5 separate regions of the Homo sapiens genome follow, and all the other regions are linked to region 1. The links are chromatin contacts, found by Hi-C or POLR2A ChIA-PET in ENCODE. All regions are on one chromosome and are shown on one strand. The core of a region is the stretch at or near the end of the contact, and the rest is flanking DNA. Distances in the headings are between cores, read along the strand shown.

Region 1 (2,548 bases), core at 27-2,526:
TCTGTTTCTCTGAGTCTTCTGGGCAACTTCATGCCACAAGCAAAATGGGTCACTGCTGCCTCGCCTCTACATATCATATAGCATTTCTAGCTGGGTACGGTGGCTCACACCTGTAATCCCAGCACTTTGGGAGGCCGAGGCAGGCGGATCACCTGAGGTCAGGAGTTTGAGACCAGCCTGGCCAACATGGTGAAACCCCGTCTCTACTAAAAACACACATACAAAAAAAATAAAAAATTAGCCGGGTGTGGTGGTGGGCGCCTGTAATCCCAGCTACTCGGGAGACTGAGGGAGGAGAATCGCTTTAACCCGGGTGGCGGAGGTTACAGTGAGCCGAGATAGCGCCATTGCACTCCAGCTTGGGCAACAAGAGCGAAAGTCCGTCTAAGGAAAAAAAAAAAAGCATTTCTGGCCACCAAGTAAATCCTAACTGTAGGAGACAAAGCAGGTTTAATCCTAAACTTCGCAAAGACCTCTTCTTTTATACCAATGTCTTCAGCTCTGAGGAAAAGGGAGCTAAGTCTACTTGCAACCAAAAAATAGAGATTGTCATTCTCCACTCTCAACCAAATTGCTCCCACCCATAAACTGGACTCACCAAAAAGAAAACGAAAGACAGCTAAGCTTGCAGGGTCCGTTGGTCGATTCAGCAGGGTCACCAGCCTCCGCCAACTGGACAAATCTGTCCACTCAAAACCCAAGAGTTTCCCTATTCGGCTGTCCTGCCTGGGCCCTGAGATCAGTTCAGCCTTGTCTTTCTGTACTTTATCTGCAATCAATAAATGGAGAAAATATGTGTGCGGGGGTGGGCTCCACCTCAAATCAAAGAAATCACTGCACCAACAGCTCAGAGCTTCCGCCCACCCGGGTCGGCTCAATGAGGTTGCCTCAATGATCTGACTATAGGAAACATCCCTGCAGTGCAGCCCCCTCTCCACGATCCCCTAATGTCCCAGAACCCCTCAGACTACAGTCCCCTAACCGCAGTGTTCCCGAATGTCATCATCATTCAGAAGCCGCAGGCTGCAAATGTCTCACAGCACGCCCCCTTCCCCACAGAGGACCCCCCCCCCGCCTCACCGGGAGACACTGGGCGTCCTCCCGCCCCCGCCCCTCTGAGACCAGCGCTCCTAGGAACTCTCCGCCGGAGGGCGGGGTCCTAAGCCTACCTGAGCTGGGCGAGGTCCGCGCGGACCCGGCAGACACCGCCATTGCTCTGCGGAGGAGGCAGGTGGGTCACAGCTGCCGCGTCTGAACGGAGGCCGCCAGGAGAATTTGCTTCCCTAGGCTCCGCCTCCCGACGCGTCAGCGGCTGTGCGGCCGGCCGCAAAGCGCCAGCACTGTCGTAAATACTACCCACGACCGGCGGCGCCGGATTCCTTGCTTGGCGGCAGGGGGCGGAACAAGGAGCCTTGGAGCGGGGCAAAGGTACCCCTTAGTGCCGTTGATCTCCAGGGGCATTGTTAGACTCGCCTGTTATGCCTTCCGAGGGGGCCTCTGCTTTTTAAACACTGAAAAGAGTCTGAGTTCCCCAACTTCCTTGGGTCCTCCCCGACCCCATTAGTCCTCTCCGTCCCTGCGTCCCTGCGGTGCTCTCTGGTGTGAGGGATCGGGCGCAAAGGGCAAACTTTTTGTCAGAGTGACGCCGAGTTGAGGACGCGCCTGGAAATGTTGCCTGGGTTTTGAGCCATTGCACGACCCCTTCACTTTCTTTTCCAGGACCTGCAAAGAACCGAGGTTTCAAAGCAGTAGGGGCCGGGCACTGCTCTCGCTTGTAATCCCAACAGTTTGGAAGGCCAATGCGGGAGGATCGATAAAGAAAAAAAAAAAAGGCAACAACAAAAAAAGAAAAAACACTAAAAAAAAAGTTAGCTGTGTGTCGTGGCGCGCTCCTGTGGTTTCAGCTACTCGGGAGGCTGAGGTGGGAGGTTCGCTTGAGCCCAGTAGTTCGAGGCTGCAGGGAGCTGTGATCGCACCACTGCACTCCAGCCTGGGGGACACAGTGAGACCCCGTCTCAAAAAAAAAAAAAAAAAAAAACAAGCCGGGTGCGGCAGCAAGCCTGTAATCCCAGCACTTTGAGAGGCCAAGGCGGGCGGATCACTTGAAGTCAGGAGTTAAAGACCAGCCTGGCCAACATGGTGAAACCCCGTCTGTACTAAAAATACAAAAATAATCCGGGCATGGTGGCGTGCGCCTGTAATCCCAGCTACTCGGGAGGCTGAGGCAGGAGAATCGCTTGAACCTAGGAGGCGGAGGTTGCAGTGAGCCAAGATCGCGCTACTGCACTCCAGCCTGGGCGACAGAGTGAGACTCCGTCTCAAAAAACAAAAAACGAAAAAGAAAGAGAAAGAAAAGAAAAGGCGGGAAGAAAAGAAAGAAAGAAAATTAAAAGCAGCCAGGGAAACAGGAACAACATAACTGAAGAGGGGATACAGAGCAAGGGCAGTGAGTAGAGTGTGGCCCATCAGGGAAGGTTCTCAGAGGTGAGTCTGGAGCAGAATTAAATACCTAAATCTCTCCACTGGGATTAGCCAGCAGGAAAAGAAG
Region 2 (2,548 bases), core at 37-2,536, 880 kb after region 1:
CTCGTTCCCATTTCTGCCTTCTTTCAGCTGGATAGGTTTTTTCTTCTCATTTAGCAGCCCCCTTCCTTTAAATGGTCTACAGATTATAAATCCAATTTAATTCTTGTTACTAACTTTAAAAACTTAAAATCACATTCAGAATATGTATATTGAAAATCAACATCCAGAGTTGATTTGCATCTATAATCCCTTATATGTTTCCAAACATTCTCTGATTATACGTTTCCACGCTTGTAAAATGGGAGGCATGAGTTCTTCTTAAGGATTAAATGTGATGTAATGTCAAACACTAGCCTTTATGAACATATCTTCAATTTCTTCATTCCATTTCTTTTTCATTCAATCAAAATACTTCAGGTCCAGAGCACACAATCACCTCTAAACTCCTTTGTCCTTCAAAGTCACCTTCTCTTTCATCTCTTCCATCATTCATTATGGCCTTCAACTACTTTAAATTTCTTTGTAAGTATCTGAATACCTTCTCAATCCCACTTTGGAGAAAAAAAAATCTCATTATACATTGTATTTAAAGGTCTCTTTTGCTCTAAATTTAATGAACGTCATTATCCAGTAACTCCACGCCTTTCTTCATTTATCCTTCAAAATGGCGGACTTTAGACGTTCCACGATCAGTACCACGTGCGCCTGCGCCTCCCGCAGCCATTTCGCCCAGCAGCCTAAGCTCGGCGAGGCGCCTGCGCACGAGCCTCCAGAGCACTATCGCTCCTCCCTCTAGCTGAGTACGCCTGAAACCGCACGTTCTCTTCCCTGCCCTCCCCCGCTAACCCTGCACCGCCCTCACCCTTTCCTGTGAGATTCTTCCGCCAAGTGGAAGGCTCATCTTCGGTCGACAGCCTACGCGGTTGAAGAACAATCCAGTAGGCACTTATAGCTCAGGGTCTCGCCATTCAGTCTTATCTATGCGCCACAGCAATTTTCCTCCGGGCCCCAAAGTTGATAACCGATTTCGCGGGACTTTTTTTTTGCATACTGTGAGGCAACAAATGGAAAGAATAGGCCTATGGCGGAGGGATCACTCGCTTATTCTCTGTGTACTTTAACCTAATGGGGGTCGCCCGGGAGTCGGAAGGGGGAGGGGAAAGGGAGGAGGCAGCCAAGGAATTGTTTTTTTCTCTGGCCCCGCCCTCGCCCGGGGGGCCAATGGTGATGATCTGTTTCCCCCGGAGCCTCGCCCAGCTCCTGTGTTTCAGCCAATGAGCGGCGGAAGCGGCTCCGAGGGGGGCGGGTCCGGGAGGCTGTGCGTGTCTTGTGAGAGCTCTTGAACCAAGTCAGCGCTGGAGTCGGCTAGGCGGCTGGAAACGGCGGCTGCCGCCGGTGACTCAGGGAGGCGGGAGGCGGGGTAAGAGCGCCGCGGCCTCGGCTGCGGGGAGAGGGGAGAGAAAGGTGAAAGCGCCGAGCGCGCGGCCCCGTCGCCCGTTGGCAGCGGCGCAGGCCCGGGAGACGGGCGCCCGGGGTTCGGGGCCGGGGAGCTGGGCGCCGGGGCGGGGCGGCGGGGCAAGTGCGGAATCGCGGGCTCGCCCACCCTCCCCCGTGGGGCCGCCCGGGGCGGGGACCCAGCCGCCCGGGACCGGCTCTCTGCACCAGGGGCCTTTTCTTTTCGGGGCTGGGGGCTGAGCACTTTCAAATCCACTCGAGCCGCAGATAATTTTTCCCTCACTCCCTCTGCGGTTGCGTTTGAGCTGTTAGAAAAGCCAAACTTGGGAGAGCGAGGGTCACGCGGCGCTGGGGCCCGGGTGTGTGGCGGGGGAGGGCGGCGGGGGGCGGGAGGGCGCAGGAGGGGGGCTCGGTGCGGGTCCGCCCGGGGCCGCGTCCTCGCGCGGGTTCGGCGCCCTCCGCCCGCCCTCCCTGCTGTCTCCGCCCGGCCCCCTCCCACCGGCCGCCCCCGTCGCATTTTGTTTTTGTGTTTTTGCAGGGAGGAGCTCTTCCTGCAGGCGTGGAAACCATGGTGCTCACGCTCGGAGAAAGTTGGCCGGTATTGGTGGGGAGGAGGTTTCTCAGTCTGTCCGCAGCCGACGGCAGCGATGGCAGCCACGACAGCTGGGACGTGGAGCGCGTCGCCGAGTGGCCCTGGCTCTCCGGGACCATTCGAGCTGTTTCCCACACCGACGTTACCAAGAAGGATCTGAAGGTACAGGCGGCTCCGGGCCTCTGCCACCGGACGTTTCGCAGTTACCGTGGTAACGCGACCATCGGTTCCCTCCTTCCGTTTTCTGAAAACGGAGACCAGAAAGTTGGCATATGATCTGAAGGTGCAGGAAGCTAGATCTTGAAAGTCTTTGGAATGGTTGTATAGAGCCGAGTTGTGTTTGGCCCACAGCTCCTGGCTGCCTGGCTTTAATAATGGGCTTAGGGTTGTTCAGACACGCTTCATTAATGCCGGTGCTGTGTCCCACCAGGACTGTCTCATCTTTACTGCAGAGGAGGAGGAGTATTTTTGTTAGCGTTAGGTAGGGCCTGTAAGTGACGTTTGGAGTCATTAAGAATTGAAGGTTAGTGCTTGGAAGTACTTTCAGCTGGTTTTGTTTGT
Region 3 (2,548 bases), core at 15-2,514, 660 kb before region 1:
CCAACTGCTCAGGAGGCTGAGGTGGAAGAATCACTTGAACCGGGGAAGTCCAGGCTGCCATAAGCCGTGATCACACCACTGCACTCCAGCCTGGGTGACAGAGTGAGACCCTGTCTCAAAAAAAGTAAATAAATAAAATCAGGACCGAATTTAGGATGTCACCACCAAATCCCACTTTAAAGAGCTCGGTAATACTTCACACTTAAAAAAGGAAAGGTCAGGACAAATAAAAGAATGACCAGCCTTAACTCCGGGGCTGGTAATTTATGGAACTTATTACCTAACGGTGTTGCACAGGCTGAAAATACAACTTTTCTAAGAAAGATGTGAATAATTGCAGTATACCACTCCTACAATGGGTTAATAAGAAAAACAAGAACGTTTGTAGGCATGTGGGTCTCTATTATCCTCAAGGTTAACTTCAAGGAGGAAAACCGCACCCGCTGATACAGTGTTTCTAGGAGCTCGACGAGAAAAGGCAAACTGCGAGCCTTCTCGGGACGCCCTGTTCCCACCACAGCCCTTCACACAATGCGTCTAACAGCATTTAAGGAACACCCGCCACGCCAACGATCCTGCTGGAACCGCCCAGTTCAGGGAACAGGGGACGACTGACCAGAAGGCAACCGCCCCCAACCTGAGCAAAGAGCGCTGGAAACCTATTCCCCCCTCCCCCTACACCCCCCCGCCCCCCGCTCCACTACGGGACCCTCGGCTCGAATTCTTTTAGTGCAGGACCACCTTAGGACTCAGCCTCCCTAAGGAGAGGAAAAGTGGGGGAGGGAAGGGGACTCTGGAGGAGCAAAAGCAAGAGGCCTGGGGGCGACTGGGGTGGGGCGTCTCCTAGAGCGAGGATTGCTGCAGAGTGCGCGTGCACGCCCGCACATCCACACCCACGGCTACACATCATATCTGCACACGCACAAAACCACACACCCTCCCACGCCGGTCCCATATCCTTTCTGCGGGGTGAGCAGCAGATTCCCGGAAAGGGGGAAATGTAGCCGCAAAAGCAAAGCCGGGGGCCTGGCGCCCACTCTGGCGGCGACTACAGCCCCCACGCTGGGCACACTGCGAGCTGGGGGTGCCCGGCGCGGGAGAAGCCGCGCCCAGCCGGGCTGGTAGCCCAGCGGGGGGCGCGGCAGGGCGAGGAGCAGCCCGCGCTGCTCCCGCCCCTCGGGTGCCAGCACCGCCCCTGCTGCGGCGGGTGAGGGGCGGGGCGGGGCGCGGCGTATATAAGGCTAGGGGCGGGCGCCGCTCTTTTGTTTCTTGCTGCAGCAACGCGAGTGGGAGCACCAGGATCTCGGGCTCGGAACGAGACTGCACGGTGAGTGCGGCGCCGGGGCGGGGGGCCCACCCAGGGTGTGGTCGGATCCGGTGCACCGGGCGGGCGCGCCGCAACCGCGACAGGCGCCCTTCTCGGACCGGACGCAGGGGCCGGCGACCACGCCCTGGGACCGAGAAGAGGGGTGCGGGACGCGCCCAGATCCTCGGCCTTGGGGCTGCTCGGCACGCCTTGGCGCGAGTGCCACGTCGAGAGGCGTCGGCGGGGAGCGCGGAAGGGGACGCTGGCCCCCAGGCCCAGGTCAAGCGCCTTGGTTTGCCCACTAGGATTGTTTTAAGAAAATGGCAGACAAACCAGACATGGGGGAAATCGCCAGCTTCGATAAGGCCAAGCTGAAGAAAACGGAGACGCAGGAGAAGAACACCCTGCCGACCAAAGAGAGTGAGTGTGCCTCGGTCTCCCGCGCCCCAGCCCAGCCCCTCACCCTGCTCTTCCTTGCAAACCCACTCCTCCACCCCCCACCCCGCCGTTGTCCCCGGTGTGGGCGGCCCCGGCCACTCTTTCAGTTTCACAAAGCGCCTTGTTTCTCCCCAGCCCCAAGCTTCCTTCTAAATCCCCACACCTCGTGGGTGCCTCGCCCACACCGGGAAGCACCTCGGTTGCGGGTGGGGGTTGCAGCTCCCCTCCAGCGCCCGCTTCCCGCTCTCCACAGCCATTGAGCAGGAGAAGCGGAGTGAAATTTCCTAAGATCCTGGAGGATTTCCTACCCCCGTCCTCTTCGAGACCCCAGTCGTGATGTGGAGGAAGAGCCACCTGCAAGATGGACACGAGCCACAAGCTGCACTGTGAACCTGGGCACTCCGCGCCGATGCCACCGGCCTGTGGGTCTCTGAAGGGACCCCCCCCCAATCGGACTGCCAAATTCTCCGGTTTGCCCCGGGATATTATAGAAAATTATTTGTATGAATAATGAAAATAAAACACACCTCGTGGCATGGCTGGCGTGGTCTGAGTCTTTTAGTTGAGTATGCGTGGGCAGTGCCACTGCAGCAAAGCCCCTCGATGGAGTAGAGTTCCTGCCGCAAAGGGGAGGAGGTGGGTCGCAGAATGGGCTGACTCGGAGGGAGTTTTTAATTTTGGCTTTACCTGCTTCTCCGTAAGATTTCATGACTTGTTAGCCACTTAACTCTTGCTCGTAAGCAATCTGTGTAAAATTTAACCCCACTTTGTCCCCAGGTTGCGTTGGAAAATGCTTTTTCAAAA
Region 4 (2,548 bases), core at 16-2,515, 620 kb before region 1:
TAAGAAAAAACTCACACATTTGGTGGCAGAAGTATTGTGAATAAAAACAGTTCAGAGCTCCCCTACTCCCAAACCAGAAAACCTGGAGTCATCTTCGATGCCACCCTCTCACCACCCACCCTCTGCACTATCCCTGCCAATCACTTGCCAAGTTACCCTGATTCCACCTCCAAATACCTCTCTCATCTCCCGTCTTCACTTTTCATTCATCATTTACTCATTCAATCACAAATATTTGCTCTTATCTTCTCTGTGCCAGGCTTTGTGATAGGCATTGGAGTCAGAAGAATGAATGAGACCTGGTAGGAAAATCACAATCTAGTGGTAAAACAAAAACCAGAACACAATCATAAAGCAATGGGATTCACACTCAGAAATGCATAGAGCTGCTGGGCGTGGTGGCTCATGCCTGTAATCCCATCACTTTGGGAGGCCGAGGTGGGCGGATCATGAGGTCAGGGGTTCGAGACCAGCCTGACCAACATGGTGAAACCCTGTCTCTACTAAAAATACAAAATTAGCTGGGCGTGGTGGCACATGCCTGTAATCCTGGCTACTCAGGAGGCTAAAGCAGGAGAATCACTTGAACCTGGGAGGCAGAGATTGCAGCAAGCCGAGATCGCACTACTGCACTCCAGCTTGGATGACACAGTGAGACTCTGTCTCAAAAAAAAAAAAAAAAAAAAGAAAAGAAAAGAAAAGAAATGCACAGAGCATCATAGAGTCCAGGGCAGGGGTCCCTGACCAAGCTCGGGAATGGTGGGGGATGGGGTGGGGACATCAGTGGAGTTTTTTGGGGTTTTTTGTTTTGCTTTGTTTGAGACAGGGTCTTGCTCCGTCACCCAGGCTGGAGTGCAGTGGTGTGATCATAGTTCACTGCAACCTTGAACTCCTGGGCTCAAGGGATCCCCCGGCCTCAGCCTCCTGAGTAGCTGGGATTACAGGCATGAGCCACCACACCCAGTCAATAGACTTTTCTTGATGTGGGTGACACCCAAGCTTTAAGTTTGAAGACTAAAGGAGAGCTGGCACACCAACAGTATACGAGGGGAGGGGAGGGGAGAGGGGAGGGGAGAGGAGGGGAGAGGGGAGGTGAGAGGGGAAGGGAGGGGAGGGAGGAGGGGAGGGGAGGGGAGGGGAGAGGACACAGCAGGCTGGTAGGGCAGCTTTGAATATGGCTCAGAGGCGAGGCGAGCAAGGTCTGAATCACTTCTGCTCCAAGTCCAGGCCCACATTACTTCTTATACGGACAAGAGGCCAGTAACTGCTCTACCCACACATTCTCCTCCCCTACCATCAGAAAAATCTCCCTAAAGCTCAAATTTGACTTCCTGTCTCCCCTGCTTGCTACCCTCTGCTGGTTCCCCTTTCTGATCTGTGGTGTCTCAGCTCCACCTCTGTTCATAAACTTCATATGGTGCCTTCAAAAGTATTTCCGTCTCTGGACCTTCATCCCTGCACTACTGTCTGCCTGGAATTTCCTGCCCTGCCTTGGTTGATGAGGTGGACTCCTATTCATACTTCAGAGTGACTCAGATGTGACTTGTTCCACAAAGTCCCCACCCACTTGCACTCACCTCCGTGGTGCACGTATTCCAGGGCCGTGAGCTTCACCTCTCTGCACGTCTCCCTCCTGCTACAGCTGTGAGGGTGCAGACCTCCTCTGCTGGCACCAGGGCCCGGCCTGCAGTGGGCCTTTGGCAAATGAGGAACTAGGGCTACCGGTAGGTGAAAATGCAGCTAATGCCCAGGAAGCTAGAAGCTGTTGGAACATTTCTGAGACCCTTTAGACCTGGAAATAGCTCTATGTTAGAGGGTTGCTGATAGAGAAGGCTGGAAGTGAGGTCCCTCTGTCCCCAGCTCGCCTCAGACCCTGGTTCCAGATACAGTTGCATGTGTTTCCAACCAAGACTCTGACCTGGCTCCTCAACCAAACCTCCCCTGCGTCCATGGATCTATCTGAACTCCCATTTATAATCGTAAGAGGCTGTGGGTTAGAGGCGCTGTGCTAATGATGGCTGTATGGTTATTATGATTGTGAAGTTGTTATATTTTACATAGAATACAAGTTTATGTACATTACGATTAAGACTAGTAAAGCTCTTTGGAACTTTAAAAACAAATCCCAGTCAGGCGTGATGGCTCACGCCTGTAATCCTAGCTCTTTGGGAGTCCAAGGCAGGAGGACTGGTTAAGCCCAATTCTCCAGGAGTTTGAGACCAGCCTGGGCAACATAGTAGGACCCCATCTCTACAAAAAAATAAAAATCAAAAAATTAGCCAGACGTGGTGGCATGCACCTTTAGTCCCAGCTACTCGGGAGGCTGAGGCAGGAGGACTGTTTGAGCCCAGGAGGTGGAACCTACGGTGAGCCATGATCTCACCACTGCACTCCAGCCTGGGCAACAGAGTGAGACCCTGTCTCAAAAAAACGAAACAAAACAAATCTCAATTCAATTACATTTAATTATTTCAAAAACCAAGCTCTCTCATTGTACAACATTCAAACAATAACGTAAGAAAAAGTGCCTATGGGTCCCAAATTGGTG
Region 5 (2,548 bases), core at 33-2,532, 590 kb before region 1:
CACACAGCCAGCAAATGGTGGACAGTATAAGAGTAACCTCAAAGCAAGCAGTACCCCAGATTCCAATTTCAGTTGACTTAGCCTGGTAACAGTTCAATTTTATGCAAAACCCACAACTTCAAATGGAAAAAGATAAATTAAAACAACCACAAAAACCAGACAAATGGAGGCTCAGCAGGCCTTGTAGCTCATCCACGGTTACACAGAGGATCTCAGAGCCAAAATTCCATGGCCGATCCGTCTTGACTTCAAAGCGCGATCTATTTCCACCAAACCACGGAACCATCGACACGTGGTAAGGGGCAGTACAAAGATTTGTTGAATTAATAATGCCTGAAAACAAATTGACAATAAGAAGGTAAAAATGGAAAACACAGATAAAATCGGAAAAGCAGACCACTTTCAGGAAACAAAAAACTCCAAATTTTCAAGGCAGGGCATTCACGGTGAGCCAAGGCGCTGGGACAAAGTTTGCGCGGGTACCGCCGGACTCCCGGGCTGCCCGGCGCGGAGTCTTTAACGGAGATGGTTCGCAAGGAATCGGCCTCGGAGCCCGGCAGCCTCCTGGCTTCCCTCCTGACCACCAGTAACCCGGCCGGGAAACACTGGCGAAGACCGGGGGCCAGTCGCCTTCCCTTTCTGGGCTGTTGGCTTAAAATACACACAAACACAAGTCCCCAGGCGGTCCGCGGCCTCTCAGTGGGGCTGGAGCTCGCTGCCCGAGGCCCGCCCGGAAGCCATGCACCTGCGGACAGGAGTCTCTCCGAGTCGCAGCTCGCCGCCGAGAAGCACCCACCTCCCGCGGCCGGCGCAGCCCAAGGCCCTGGCCCCTATAGCCCGGCCTAGGCCCGCCCCAGGCGGGGCTAGGGGCGGCGTGGCGGGCGGGCGCCCCTCGGGCCGCGCCGGTGAGCAGCGGGAGCCGGCGCCGGGCATTTCCTCTTCCTCCCTACGCGCGGCGCGGCGGCGGCGGCGGCGGCCAGGCCGAGGCTGGGCACGGGCGCCCGATCGCGGCCTGCTGGCTAGCGCGGGCAAGCGCCGCGCCCCGAGCCGCCGTCGCCGCGTCGCCCCCGTCGCGACCGCCGGCCGCGGGGCCTCCGGGCGGCTGGGCCCGGCGAGGGCAGCGAGAGGCGGGGCTGGCGTGCGGGCGGCGGAAGGAGGCGGAGGAGGAGGAAGAGGAGGAGGAGGAGGCGGCGGCCGGGAGCCGGGGGAGAGGGGCGGGGGGTGGGCCGGGGGAGGGGAGGAGCGGGATTTGCGGAGCGCCGCGCCGCTGCCGGGAGCCGGCAGGCCCGAGAGTGACCGGAGTCACGGCGGGCGCCGGCGGAGCTGCGGCGTCGGACCCGCCTCCTGGAGGAGCTCAGCCCCGACCAGGCCCGGCCCCATTCCCGCCCCGCGCCGCCTCCCCGCCGCCGCCGCCGCCGCCGCCGCGGGAGCGCTCCCCTGCCCACCCCGCCCCCGCGGCCGAGCCCGGGAGTCGAGTGGGAGTCGGCCGGCCGGCGCGGGCAGCGCCGGGACCCCGCGGGGGACACTGCAGCCGGAGCCCGGGAGGGGCCGCGCCGCCACCGTCTGAACTAGGATGTCCCGACATGAAGGTGAGAGGAGCCCCCGCCCCCACCCGCACCTCCCGGGCCTCGGCCTACCCCGCCCGGGCCGGGCGCGGCGGAGGGCGGCCGGGAAGCGGCGGAGACTTTGGCCGAGCCCGAGCCGGGCCCGAGGCGCTGGACCCGGGAGCGAGCGAGCGAGGGCGGAGAGCCGCGGCGCCGCTGCCGCCACGGCCGCGGCCCTTAGCTGGGCCTGGTGCTGGAGGCGGGGCGGCCCGGGCGGCCGGAGGGTTTGCACTGTCATGGGGCGGAGGGGGAGGGGAGGCGGCGGGGCCCGTTACCGGCGGGAGCTCGGCCTTCGGGACTGATACCGGACGCCAAGGCCCGCCCGGCCGGTTCAGGAGCCGCGGGCCCCAGCGCGGCCTAGCGCTCCCGCCGCCCCGGAAGAGCCCGGTGTGGTCGCAGAGCCGGGCCGCGGGCGGCAGCAGGAGGCAAAAGAGCCGGCCCGGGACCCGGCAGGCGCGTCCGGTCGCCGGGAGACGACGGCGAGTGTCCCCGCCTGCGGGCGACCGCGGGGCTGGCGGGAAGGCTCTGCGGCCAAGGGACGGGAAGCCCTCGCCGCCTGGAGCCCGCCCCGGCCTCGCGGCTAGGCCTCGGCGCGTCCCTGGGCTCGGGTAACCAAGTTCCCGGGGTGGATCCGACCCCGCCGCAGCAAGCAAACTCCCTGCTCAGTCACCCAGGCGGAGCAGGGCTCGCTCCCCGCGGCCCTGGTGCCCTCGCCGGCATGTGCTGCCTACCAGACCAGGTTTTGGAAAATGACGATGGTGAGGTCTGTTCATGGTCGGGGGTCGTTTTGGACCTTGTTTTGCCATTTTAAAACACGATTGGAGTACAGTTGCAAATAAGCAGACAGCTCTAAGCCCAGTCCCAGGGCACAAAGAGACAAATGTTTAGGGTCGATGTATAGGCTTTGAGCTGGTAAGAAATAAGTTAACTTTAATTTATTGCCA

The links. Hi-C counts contacts between places; a loop is a spot of excess contacts on that map. ChIA-PET counts read pairs that join two places held with the same protein, here RNA polymerase II (POLR2A). Pooled maps may share reads with other maps.
Region 2: a pooled map shows a loop between it and region 1 (13-fold over the local background). The contact joins the promoter of KDM3A here to the promoter of GGCX in region 1. A Hi-C loop is called at or near these places in 1 of 37 single-sample maps with no recorded cell type and 6 of 50 pooled maps. POLR2A ChIA-PET finds 5 or more read pairs at or near these places in 1 of 52 experiments (WTC11).
Region 3: a loop to region 1 is called in a pooled map, with 3 times the contacts of the local background. The contact joins the promoter of TMSB10 here to the promoter of GGCX in region 1. A Hi-C loop is called at or near these places in 5 of 50 pooled maps. POLR2A ChIA-PET finds 5 or more read pairs at or near these places in 3 of 52 experiments (B cell, CD8-positive, alpha-beta memory T cell and MCF 10A).
Region 4: a loop to region 1 is called in a pooled map, with 2.9 times the contacts of the local background. The contact joins the enhancer-like site here to the promoter of GGCX in region 1. A Hi-C loop is called at or near these places in 4 of 50 pooled maps. POLR2A ChIA-PET finds 5 or more read pairs at or near these places in 4 of 52 experiments (A549, HEK293T, PC-3 and 1 more).
Region 5: a loop to region 1 is called in a pooled map, with 5 times the contacts of the local background. The contact joins the promoter of KCMF1 here to the promoter of GGCX in region 1. A Hi-C loop is called at or near these places in 5 of 50 pooled maps. POLR2A ChIA-PET finds 5 or more read pairs at or near these places in 7 of 52 experiments (A549, H1, OCI-LY7 and 4 more).

What each region holds. Positions count from the first base shown.
Region 1 is chr2:85,560,217-85,562,764 of GRCh38, forward strand. GGCX (gamma-glutamyl carboxylase) reads right to left here and starts at 1,277. Exons shown (of 15, transcript NM_000821.7): 1 at 1,170-1,277; 2 at 599-769. The coding sequence starts at 1,212. RefSeq lists an enhancer at 1,251-1,480.
Region 2 is chr2:86,440,085-86,442,632 of GRCh38, forward strand. KDM3A (lysine demethylase 3A) reads left to right here and starts at 1,287. Exons shown (of 26, transcript NM_018433.6): 1 at 1,287-1,360; 2 at 1,934-2,149. The coding sequence starts at 1,964. RefSeq lists enhancers at 356-899, 721-920, 1,001-1,080, 2,071-2,130 and silencers at 1,211-1,600, 1,821-1,870.
Region 3 is chr2:84,904,392-84,906,939 of GRCh38, forward strand. TMSB10 (thymosin beta 10) reads left to right here and starts at 1,265. Exons shown (of 3, transcript NM_021103.4): 1 at 1,265-1,327; 2 at 1,612-1,726; 3 at 1,998-2,280. The coding sequence starts at 1,627. The coding sequence ends at 2,032. LOC105374836 (a long non-coding RNA gene) reads right to left here. Exons shown (of 2, transcript XR_940308.3): 1 at 2,272-2,548. RefSeq lists a silencer at 1,022-1,561 and enhancers at 1,528-2,548, 2,532-2,548.
Region 4 is chr2:84,945,051-84,947,598 of GRCh38, forward strand. No RefSeq gene overlaps it. Among named protein-coding and RNA genes, the nearest start is that of KCMF1, 25 kb to the right of the region's middle. RefSeq lists a silencer at 1,044-1,193 and an enhancer at 1,364-1,533. Within about 2 kb of position 1,266, at least 20 of the 41 ENCODE cell types and tissues checked have a DNase peak (open chromatin) inside an H3K27ac peak, as active enhancers do; they include PC-3 and PC-9, where a contact is called at or near this core.
Region 5 is chr2:84,969,879-84,972,426 of GRCh38, forward strand. It overlaps KCMF1 (potassium channel modulatory factor 1), which reads left to right and starts at 1,283. Exons shown (of 7, transcript NM_020122.5): 1 at 1,283-1,589. The coding sequence starts at 1,574. RefSeq lists an enhancer at 210-289 and silencers at 788-1,037, 1,068-2,157.